Regions from separate parts of the Homo sapiens genome. Here region 1 is linked to region 2. The links are chromatin contacts, found by Hi-C or POLR2A ChIA-PET in ENCODE. All regions are on one chromosome and are shown on one strand. The core of a region is the stretch at or near the end of the contact, and the rest is flanking DNA. Distances in the headings are between cores, read along the strand shown. Region 1 has its middle 150 kb from the start of RUNX1. Region 2 has its middle 35 kb from the start of RUNX1.

Region 1 (6,160 bases), core at 159-2,658, 110 kb before region 2:
CTTCTCAGAGCCTGTTGTTTGGAGCAAAAGAGAGTATGGACATTTCAGCCTTTACTGTAACATGAGAATAAGAACACCCATTGTGCACTGCATTTATGAATTAAATGTCATCAGACCGTCTAGTGCTTAGCACAATACTGAATAGGAGGATGCAGTCAATGATTGTTAGTTTCACAGTCCTTGGGGTGTTCGACCCTCTCTCTTCACATCAGGGATGCTGAAATGTGTACATGTGCTAAAAGAGATATGTAGGAATAAGTTCTTAAGTGAAGAAAGTAGAAAAAATGGGAAAGTACCATGCTGAACATGAAGGTCACTGAGTTTCATGAAATGACTTGGTCAATTTTCTACATTTAGGTCTTTAGCTGAAATGTACAAACAACTGTAAACCAATTCAACATTTGTATGATACATATGTGTGTGTGTGTGTGTGTGTGTGTGTGTGTGTGTTCTATGACTGTTGATATTTTGAAAAAAGTGTTTTGTTGTGGGTGGTTCTTTTTCTTTAAGCTGTGCTTTTAGAAGTTTACTATGTTCTTAAATATATCTTTTACATGTAAGTGAAATCTTTGTTTCCTAAAAAAAGAAAAAAACACATCCTTGATTTTGCAATGGAAATCAGTGAAGCAACTGGCTATCAGAAATTCACTTTATAATATTTGAGAAGCTCCAAATTTAGTGGGAAGTACCACTAAACCAAACATATCAATATCTAGTGTCACTTTCACTTTTCTCTCAAGGCAACTTTGGCAAGACTCAATATTTTGAAACAACCCGTACATATGAATCCCCATTTGTAGTTTGTTTGTTTTTTTAAACTATCTTATTTTGAGTTAATTAATTTACCCCTTCCAAAGCCTATCTTCCCTCCCATCAGTTTCTCCAGGTTGTTTTCTTCTATGTTATTTTTCCTTTGTATTATAATTTGCCTTGTATAAGTCAATTCAACATCACACATCAAACACTAGCTATGTGTTTGTGTACTATGTGTTGTCACATCACATAAATTTAGAATCCGCTGAGATCAGAACAACATTTTATTCCTTTCTTTTCTTCCTTCCTCCAATTCCCAAAGTAGAGAATTCAGAAGAGTGGTGCTTGCCAGCAATTTTTGATGAGAGATCAAGCTGTTGGGGAATGTTCTTCTCCTCTTATTTCATTCCATTTGAATCTATGACTGTTGAAGTTTTCCACGTTCTTATACTGACTCAACAAATGTCCCCAGGGGTATTTCCATCTTCTAAGCATTAGTTCACTTTCTTTGCTTATTTACTCCCAGTTGCTTCGTGAACTGAGCCAGGATATCAGTGATTAATGACTCAGTACTATTTCAGGAATCCCCTGCATTTTCCATATGCTGACTCACCTACAGTTTTCTATGTTCACCTGTTGGGAGCATGGCTGTGGCATAGGACATGTGGCTTTGGATGGCCAGAAGGCCCTGAAAACTTATATGCAATTGCAAAACTGCCATCCGAACAAAGCCCTTTTGCCTGTTTTTCTTTGGCACTTTTCTTCCCTTGAGCAAGTTCCTTGAGAATAGAGATGGATTTGTCTTAGTCATCTTTGAATCAGCAATGGCTACCTTAGTACTTAGGGTTGCAATAAAATATCTGTACTCAATAACTATTCATTGAATGATGGAGTAATGTAATCTTGAGGAGTCTCAAAGACAGTTAATTTATGTTTGGTGAATTGTAATGGTTGTAAACGTGGAAGAACCATTTTAAGAAGATAAAGGCTTAGGCCAATATCCAGGAATAACTTAAATGCCTAAAGTCTTGGAGTTACTTAGAAAGAATGGTATGATGAGAAAACCATAAAAGGACCAAAAAAGAGTCAAAGCAGTTGAATGAAACCTGCCAAAGGTTTTATTACCATGCAGCCTTATTGGTGTTGATTCTCTTAAGCTGGTCTTTCCTGCAAAACACATCCCTTGTTTTTGTCTGTCTTTAGCACTAAACCCAACTCTTTTGTTCATACTAACCCCTTTCTTCAAATATATGACATGAATTACACGAAGTAAGTATGCACGATGTGTTAGGGATCCCCACAGCCATTCTCAGATTCAATGACTCACTAGAAAGACTTACAGGACTCAGCATATGGTCATATTCACAGCTACAGTGTATTATAATGAAAAGATACCAAAGGAGATGATCAAAGTGAAAAGGCACATGAGTTCAAGTCCAGAGGAAACAAGAAACCAGCTTCTATGAGTCCTCTCTCCCAGCGCAGTCGTACAGGACATGCTTAATTCCTTTAGCATTGAATTGTGACACATGTTGTCTACCAGGGAAGCTTGTTAGAGATTCAGTATCCAGAGTTTTTATTTGGGGCTTATCACATAGGCACTCTTCCCCTAACACACACCAACATTCCAGACTCTCCAAGAAAAGCAGGTGTTCAGCATAAGTCCCATTGTGTTTATAAACACTTCAGGTATGGTAAACCAACTTTATCAATTAGTTAAAGCTTATCAATTAATTAAGCCACTCTCTAGTGGTGGAAACATTACTGAAATCCCAATTTTCAGATGTGAACCAGGGACCAACCTTGCAAGTAGGTGTTCATCAGGCTAGCAGTCTCAGGACTGCTATATTTACTGTACAGTGTACACCAAGCTCATCATCTTTCCCTATCTTGGAATATTCCACCCTCTCAATCCCAGCTCTGTGCTTTGCTGATTTTATCATTCAAACTTGAACACAAACAGTGTCTCCTAAAGAAGCCCTAGCTGGCCGTACTATTGAATGTAGCTCCTATACCAAGTCACTCTCTACCATTGTCCAGCCCCTTTTGAATTTCATCTGTATGTTCCATGTTGGAAGGGATATTTGTTTTGTTACTTTCTCTACGCTCTGGACCCAGAAGAGTATCTGACCCTTACACAGGAGTTCAATAAATATTTCTAAAATTAATTGAATGACTTAGCCCTGTCAGAAGTCCTTTTGTTCATTTATGTGCTGACTTTTATGTTGTCAGGATACTTGGCACCCTGGAATGTGATCTCTGCTAAGTTGGACTTCTCGTATCTTGTTTTCTGCTGTATCTCTAGCAGCTGGAAGAGCGCTGAGCACATAGAAAGCTCTCCTCGAATACTTACGGAGGCTGCATAATTTATAAGGAAAAGAGGTTTATTTGTTTTACAGTTCTGCAGGCTGTACAAGAAGCATGACACCAACATCTACTTCTGATAAGAGCTTCAGGAATCTTCCACTCACTGGGGAAGGTGAAGAGGAGCAGGCTTGTGCAAGTCACATGGTGAGAGAAGAAGCAAGAGAGAGGGGAGGGAGGTGCCAAGGTCTTTTAACAACCGGCTAGGGGGTGAACTCTTGAGGGAACAAATAGAGTGAACACTCACTCACTACTGCAAGGACAGCACCAAGCCATTCATGAGGGACCCACCTCCATAACCCAAACACCTCCTACTAGACCCCACATCTAACAACAGGGATCAAATTTCAACATGAGGCTTAGAGGGGACAGATATCCAAATTATGCAAGCCAGTTATTATTCCGTACATTCTGATCTGTTTGTGGGAGAGATGGAACTGTATTTCTTCATAATTTCCTTCCAAAAGTATTGATAGAATACAGACTTTGTTTAGTCCATGTACCACAGTAGTCACTGGAGATTCATAGGTGACTGAACAAGTTCATTACTGGATTTAAGTTGTCCGTAGATGAGTAGGGTTAGACAAACTCATGTGAATCATTGTAAAGCAAGTGCAATGACTAGAGAGATAGATGATAGATTAGATAGAGGTATATAGATATACATAAATACATATATGTGCATATACATATATATATGTATATTACACAAAAATGCATGCATTATAAAGTAAATGAAATAATAGGTGCAGGTATAAGGTTTTATTCATATAGAAGGGAGAGGGCTTAGGCTAGCCTAAGGTGTCATAAGAGGAATCAGAAAGAGATAGTCCCTGAGCTGAATCACAGACCCTTCAAGGAGAACTGTGACAAAGTGGGTTTGGAAGCCTTCCAGGCAGGGCATCCTTGAGAACTTTAGGAGTTCCATATTGACAGCATGCATGAGTCAGGAGGAGTGAGAGTATTTCCTGGGGAGGTGACCAAAGTTCTTGCTAAGGCACTTGGGCTTTGCTTTGGAGGTGATAGCAGCCACTGAAGGGTTCATTCAAGGGACGTGCCATGTTTTGGTTTGATTTGGTACCAGATAATTCTGGTGACTCCAGGGAATGGCTTTCAGGAGAACACTGTTGATGGTGGAAAGAATGATTAGAGGCTCTTGCACTTAATCAAGGCAAGAAATGACTAGGGGCCTGCAGAAGCCAGAGTAGAAATGCATGAGAGGTGGAGAGGAGGTGGAGATAGGAAAAATCAAGAAATAACTTGGAATAAAGTAAAAAGAAGTTGTAGTGTGACTGGTTAAGGGCAAAGGCACAATGATGCCTGCAAGTTCCATTTCTCTAAATTATATGAGTGAATTGATAGGGAACAGATAGGAAGACAGAAATTTGTAGGAAAGATTTTGAGTTCTGTGTAGTACAGAGAAAGTATGAAATACCTGTGGGTTGTATGGTGTGCAATAAACAGCTGGATATGTGCATCTGAAGCGTGCTGTGGTGGAGGCCAGCATGAAAGTTGTCCACATTGGAATCTATGCCCTATACCAGGCATTGGAAAGCATGGGCGTGGACAGCATCACCCAGGAAATAACCAGGTGGGGTGAGAAGATAGCAAGCTGAGGATAGACTTCTGAGCAAAAACATTTCACTGATGAGCAGGAGAAAATGTGTCTGAGAAAGAGCTAGGAAGGGTGAAAGGAGAGCCATGAGAGCGCAAAATCACAGAAGCAAAAAAGGTAAAAAGCTTCATGAGAATAAACTTTCAAGATCTCTTCAAAATTTGGCTGGAAAAGTCCAAGCTCTTTAGTTTGCCATACCGGGACTTCCATCTGGCTTGGGGCGTGTCTGTCCAGTCTCTTTTCAAAAGAGGCTAGGACACCAAGAGACATGGAAATTAAAAAATGAACTTTTTATTAGAATCTTCAGTAAAAATATTATTGATTTCCTACTGAGAAAACTATTATAATTGGGTACTATGATGAAAGTCAGATTGCAAAGGACCAAGGAAGAAATGAGAAAAAAGTAAAGTGCATATAGGAAATATATATTGCTGTTTTGAAGACCTGTAGGTAAGATGGTGATATGGTTTGACTCTGCATCCCCACCCAAATCCTATCTTGAATTCTTATCCCCAGGTATCAATTGAAGGAGCTAGCATGAGGTGATTGGATCATGGGGGCAATTTTCCCCATGCTGTTCTCACGGTAGTCAGTGAGTTCTCATGAGGTCTGATGGTTGAAAAGTGGTATGTCACCTTTCGCACACACACTCTCTCTCTCTCTGTCTCTGTCTCTCTCTCTCTCCTGCTGCCATGTAAGATGTGCCTTCCTTCCTCTTTGCCTTCCGCTATGATTGTAAGTTTCCTGAGGCCTCCCCAGCCATGCGGAACTGTGAGTCAATTAAACCTCTTTCCTTTAGAAATTACCCAATCTCAGGTATTTCTTTATAGCAGTGTGAAAATGGACTAATACAGATGGGAATATGTAGAACAAGTTGGTGGTTAGTTCACCAAAACTAACCACCTGGAAAGTTCAATGCAGGAAGGAATGTTTAAATTGGGAAAACCTGGATGTATTAGTAGTCCGAAGTGCAGGTTCTAGCTGAGATTGGAATATTGGAGAGATTGAAGATATGGGACAGAGTAGGGATGATGAATGAAAAAGACTTGAGGAGAAGGAAAGAGATGCAAAGGCATAACTTGGAGACTTCAACAAAAAAAAGAGATGCCTTATGGACTGAAATGGGAATTACAGATGTTCAGGATTTATACATATATTAAAATAGATAACACTTGCAACAAAGTTGGGGAAGACACTGTCTGTTTACTTTAATATTTTATTAAAGTGGCAAGTTTGTCTGCCAAAATTAATGAGCTTGTATGAGATAGAGTTCTTGAGAAGACTGATGGAGCTTTTTCATAGACATTGAAGGGTATTGGAAAATGAGTCCCTGAATAGGAAGTAAATAAATTTATGGGAGATATTGGGAACCTATCTGATATATCAAATAATATATTTTTTCTAACAGTATCCAACCACTTTGTTATA
Region 2 (6,084 bases), core at 668-3,167:
CGCAGAACCCACCATTAGGGAGGTCTGACTGTACTTCACGGGTTTCAGCTGGGTTAATAACTAGGCTCTTCTCCTTTGGCAGGCTTTGAACCACATTTTTTTCACTGCAGTATCATGAGATATCCAAGAATTCTGCATCAAGTTTTTGGCCTCTTAGCAACTGATTTCTACTCAGTTTATCTACCTTTCAGCAGGAACAATTTAATAATCAACCAAAAACTTTACGAGAAAAGCAGCTCAGGGTGTTGGTCTCATTTCTCTCTGCTTCCCTTTCCTTTGGAATTTTGGCCCCTCAAGTCCTGGTTGCCTTAGCAGGGCTGAACATCAATTTTTGTCTCCCTGGGGCCACGAGACTCACAAAAGCTCTGCTCAGAGTCTCTTCCTCTTTGCCACTGAGTTATTCCTGACTCACTTGCTCAGCCTCTTTGCCCAGGATATGGACAGGAAAAAGCCTTAGGGGAAAATCAGCATAGAATGGCAGGTTTCTCTTTCCCTCAATGAGCAGGCTTTCTCTTTAAGATACTGAACCCTCAAATCTAGTCCATTTTAGTGAGTCTTTACTCAGATTGTGTGTGTGTGTGTGTGTGTGTGTGTGTGTGTATGTGTGCATACTCTACTCAGCTTTTCGTTTTGTTATTGATAGCAGGTTTTGTCCACCTCTGGCTGGTCCTTCAGAGCTGTTAGCTGAAGCAGTGTCTGATAGATTGAAAAAGCAAAAAATAAAGGACTCATAATAACCTTTCTAGTAAATATCCTTTTTTGCCCCTTTAACATAGCCTGAAAGAAGGAATGTGAAAAAAAATCTCAGAATTATCAAATTTCCCCATAGAATTTCATGCCACTGATAATATTTCAGGCACAAAATGTTTTCTGTTTTTAAAGTTTTTCCATATATTGGACTATAAATTCTTAAATTATCATATATATGGTAGTCCTTAGTGCTGGTTTCCAGATATTCTGGTTCTTCCTTCTTCTGGCACTTCCACCTTCTAGAGGATTCCCCATCCTGGCTCCTCTGTGGTGGGATACAACTTGCTCTGGCCAATGCATTGTGAGTATAAGTAAAGTGCCTGTATTAGCAGTTATCTCATTGCTATAAAGAAATACCTGAGACTTGGTAATTGATAAAGAAAAGAGGTTTAATTGGCTCATGGTTCTGCAAGCTGTACAGGAAGCATAACAGCTTCTGCTTCTGGGGAGGCCTCAGGAAACTTACAATCTTGGTGAAAGGCAGAGGGGCAGCAGGTGTGTCTTACAGCCAGAGCAGGAGAAAGATAGAGGGGGGAGGTACTACACACTTTTAAACAACCCAGAGCTCATGAGAACTCACTCGCAACAATAGTACTGGTACTAAACCACTCATGAGAAACCACCCCCATGACCCAATCACCTCCCACCCAGCCCCCACCTCTAGCATTGGGGATTACATTTCAACATGAGATTTGGGTGGGGACACAAATCCAAACTATATCAGCCCCCCATTGAGACCCCCAGAGTTATTTTCTTCTGCCACTGTGACCATTACTGGTCTAAACTGTCCTGCATTTTAGGGTGAAAATGAGAACAACATGGAACAGAATTCCTTCCTAAGCCTCAGGAGATAAATAGCATGGGCAATAAATTAACCTTGTTTTAAATCATTGAAATCATGAGGTTGCTTGTTACTGCATCATAACACAGCTTATCCTGATTCATACATTAAAGATTGCAAGAAATATATAGAATCCCATTTTATTGATAAAATTAAACAAGGCTCAGATTCTTGCTCAGAAAAGCTCCTTGCGAACATGAACATGTCTTATTTATTTTTATTGGCCCTTCATCTAATATAGCTTAGCTAAACTATGCAATACAGAAGATGACTGAGGAATTTCTGAGACGACTGGATGAATGACCAAATAAATTCCTTTGTGTGAGTCAGTATACATAAGAAGACAGGAAGGCAGGATATTATGATCTCACAAGATAAATCTGGATTCAAATCGTGGTTCTAACTTTATCTATGTGACCCTGAGCAAGTATCTGAATTTCTCTAAGTCTCAGCTTCCCAAACTGTAAAATGAGAAAAATAATATCTGCCTCTAAGGGTTGTTAGGAGAATTGAAAGAGATAACTTTGTGATGACATTAGCCTACATTCTGGCACATACTAATACTAAAAAATGGCAGGCATTATCATTATCCCTCAAAAATTAGCGGGAAGAAAGAAAAGTATAGGAATCAATGTAGGTGGGGGATGTCAATATTTAATAAGTCACTGGTAACTTTTCTCTAGATTTATATCAAAGTCAAAGAAAAGGAATCTGGAGAACAAAACAAAGCTAGTTTCCAGAAAAATTAATGAAAGGCAAAAATAACTGAATCCATTAATCCATTCAAGAAACTATGAAATTAAAATATGAGGTGTGAATATGTACATATGTGTATTTTATATATATATATATATACACACACACACACACATATATATATAGGAGATGTATTTGAAATTTGAGACATGAGATGGATGAATAAGCAGGTAAACAGACAGATACATACTAGTTAGATATTAAGTGTAAGGGTTATATTAAAATATATTGGCAAAGCTCTCTTGAATAGAATCACTTTAGTGCAAATGAGAAGAGTTTCTAAGAAGAGAATGATTGTTACTTGGACATGGAGTCATTAAAAGGAAAAGACTAACAGCCTGGAAAAATGTACGTCATTTATGCATGCCGATGATGACACGAAACTTCCGAAGTTTCATTTTAAGAAATCCAGACTATAAGCAAAATACTTCTGATCACTAATGTTACAAAGATTTTCCAGAAAAGCCATGTTTGAGCTTCAGAGAAGTGGGTAATAAGATGCTAATGCAATCTCTACATCTTAAGGCTTGAATGGGGTGGACATCCAATATGGCGCACTCACAAAGCTGGCAGCTGACGCCGTCATCTGGGAGCATAGATGGGCTTGTTGACTAGGCCTACACATGGCCTCAGCATGACAGCCTGATTCAGAGGCCAAAGCCCAAGCAAAAGGTACCAGTCCTCTTAAAGACTAAGTCCAGAATGGCATAGCATCACGTTCACCAAACTCCATTGGTCAAAGTAGCCCCAGGCCAGCTAAGATTCAAGTGGAAGAGAAATAGTATAGTGTCTTAGTGCATTTTGTGTTGCTATAAAGGTATACCTGAGGCTGGATAATTTATCAAGAAAAAGGGTTTATTTGGGTCACAATTCTGGCTGGCTGGAAAGTTCAAGATCGGGCATCTGCAACTGGTGAGGGCCTCAGGCTTCTTCCAGTCATGGGTCAAGGTGAAGGAGAGCAGTTGTGTGCAGAGATCACATGGCAAGAGAAGAAGAATGGTGGGGAGGCATCAGGTTCTTTTTACAACCAGCTCTTGAGGGAACTAATGAAGTGAGGACTCACTCACCCCTGAAGAAAGAGGGTATTAATCTATTCCTGAAGGATATGCCCTCATGATGCAAACGTCTCCTATTAGACCCCACTGCATCCAACACTGGAGATTGAATTTCAGCATGAGGTTTGAGGGGAAACATTTCCAAACCACAGCAGACAACCATCAAAAGACTGTCAGATAATTTGCATCCATCTTTATTGTGCCACACTCTAGTACGTAGATGTCACTATGCAAATATCTTTCTAATGAGTGGGTGATTAAATACTTGGCCACCTTATGCTGTTCCTGACAAGGATGTTTTCTTTTCCTCTACCTTTGAATATATCAATTTTCTACACGTTCCAAAATTTTTAATTCTTCTCTTCCACTTTCCATTGTTACTTGGAAACATTGTTACTATCTTCCCTCCTTTTCCTCCTTCTTATCAATTTCTTCCTTTTCCTCTCCCTTTCTCTATCCTGCTCTCCCCAACACACACACACTGATATGGTCTGGCTCTGTGTCCCCACCCAAATCTCATCTTGAATTTTTTTTTTTTTTTTTTTTTTTGAGCAGAGTCTCACTCTGTTGCCCAGGCTGGAGCCATCTCGGCATACTGCAACATCCACCTCCCAGGTTCAAGCTACTCTTGTGCCTCAGCCTCCCAGATAGCTGGGACCACAGACATGCACCACCATGCTGAGCTAATTTTTGTATTTTTAGTAGAAACGGGGTTTGGCCATGTTGGCCAGGCTGGTCTCAAACTCCTGACCTCAGGTGATATACCTGCCTCAGCCTCCCAAAGTGCTGGGATTACAGGCATGAGCCCCAATTCCCAGATTCATCTTGAATTTTAATACGAATTGTAGTGCCCACGTGTTGGGGAAGGGACCTTGTGGGAGGCGATTGGATCATGGGGGCAGTTCCCCCATACTGTTCTTGTGATAGTGAGTGAGTCTCACGAGGTCTGATGGTTTTATAAGGGGTTTTCCTCCCCTTTGCTCTGCATTTCTTTCTCCTGCTACCTTGTGAAGAAGGACGTATTTGCTCCCCTTCCACCATTATTGTAAGTCTCCTGAGGCCTCCCCAGCCATGCAGAACTGAGTCAATTAAACCTCGTTCCTTTATAAATTACCCAGTCTTGGTTATTTCTTCATAGCAGAGTGAAAACAAACTAATACACACACACATCTCCCATGACATGGGACAATGGCAGTAATAAGACAGAGCTGGAGACTCAGGCCCACACGGCTGGTGTAGATGCTTCTGGTAAGTCATGTGTTTGCAAGTTGGCAATACCCCCTTTGAAGCTTGGAAGCAAAAAGAAAGAAAACAGCAGATGTATATTTTTCTTCATTGTACAAATTTGTGGTTTCAAGTCTACACTTTACAAAATATGATTTTCCTTTTTCAAATAAAAAAAGACTGAAAGATCTATAAATCACAGAGGCATCACTGAGTAACATCTTGATGATTTAAGTGTAAATGCGTAAGAAACATATGGATTCCATTTCATACAAAGAACACACATTGGGAGTGAGTGGGGGAAGCATCTGGCAAATCATGTTTCTGGTTTGGTAGAATTCACAGAATTGGGAGGTGTAGTTCAGGACATGAGCAGCCCAAATGCCAAGTGTGGGCTGAGCTCATTTCAACCTGATGCCAAGGCAAAGCTGGAGTTTTCATTCACGTTCACATACACCTCACTTAGGTCTTTTTCTTTTTTCTTCACATTATAGACTTGGCAAAATTTAAAGATTCCTTCCATTTTGGATTCATATGAGCTCTAGGTCCTGGCATGAGGAAAGTAATCTAATACAAAATGACATAAAGTTTGGGAAAAACGACAATTTGATCTCATGTTCACTTTAATATGGAAAGGTTGAATAACATTCAATTACAATTCATTCCAATTTTCATCTTCTCAATGAAAGACGAGGGGCTGCTGAAGAGGGGTAAGCAGGGAAGATTCTAGCATCTGTGGGTGGGGTGAGGTGGGGAAGGGGTTCTCCTGGAGCTGTGAGCAGCCCTGCAAAGATTCAAGAATGCAGAACAGTTTGCATTGACATGATCGTCTACCTTTCCTCCCTTTTGGTGACTAACTAATTCACAAGAAGTGCTTAAAAAGAACAGAATTACTTTGCTCTGGATTAGACATCAAGCATTTGAGAAACGATGATCACTAAATCTAACCAGAACTATAGATGGGGAGAAGAGAAGGAAGGCTGGTAGAAAGACAATTAGAGATGCTACGCACGTGTAAGGGTGTCAATTCCATCCCCAGGTAGGATGACAAATTTGAAAGTTTGTTTCTGCCTGTTGATCTACACAGACCCCAGCAGTGATCTGTAAATGGAATGAAGACCATCTGCATTGATTTGCACTCTTAAGTGTATTGTGCTTTCTGCCCCTCTCATTATCCTAACTCTGGCCATTCTCACAGGGATTCTTCAACTGCCCAGGTCCTGACCTCCACCTCCAATAGCAGAGCTGCACAAAATATCAGAGCGCTCTTCTGAAAAGGCAAGTCTGATCATGCCACTCTCCAGCTAAACAGCCTTTGGTGGCTCCCCAGTGCTCTCAAACTAAGGCCTGACTTCTGCAACATCTCAGAGGAGGCACAGGACAGTCAGCACCCAAGCACAGCCCTCTGGCCGCATCTGTTCACGCCCATAACCTTCACCTTCTAACATTCTGTTTTCT

The links. Hi-C counts contacts between places; a loop is a spot of excess contacts on that map. ChIA-PET counts read pairs that join two places held with the same protein, here RNA polymerase II (POLR2A). Pooled maps may share reads with other maps.
Region 1: a loop to region 2 is called in a map of chondrocyte, with 2.4 times the contacts of the local background. The contact joins two enhancer-like sites. A Hi-C loop is called at or near these places in 3 of 168 maps with a recorded cell type or tissue (IMR-90, chondrocyte and heart left ventricle) and 7 of 50 pooled maps. POLR2A ChIA-PET finds 5 or more read pairs at or near these places in 3 of 52 experiments (BJ, IMR-90 and OCI-LY7).

The regions. Positions count from the first base shown.
Region 1 is chr21:35,193,324-35,199,483 of GRCh38, reverse strand. No RefSeq gene overlaps it. Among named protein-coding and RNA genes, the nearest start is that of RUNX1, 150 kb to the right of the region's middle. Within about 2 kb of position 1,408, at least 5 of the 41 ENCODE cell types and tissues checked have a DNase peak (open chromatin) inside an H3K27ac peak, as active enhancers do.
Region 2 is chr21:35,080,909-35,086,992 of GRCh38, reverse strand. No RefSeq gene overlaps it. Among named protein-coding and RNA genes, the nearest start is that of RUNX1, 35 kb to the right of the region's middle. Within about 2 kb of position 1,917, at least 3 of the 41 ENCODE cell types and tissues checked have a DNase peak (open chromatin) inside an H3K27ac peak, as active enhancers do.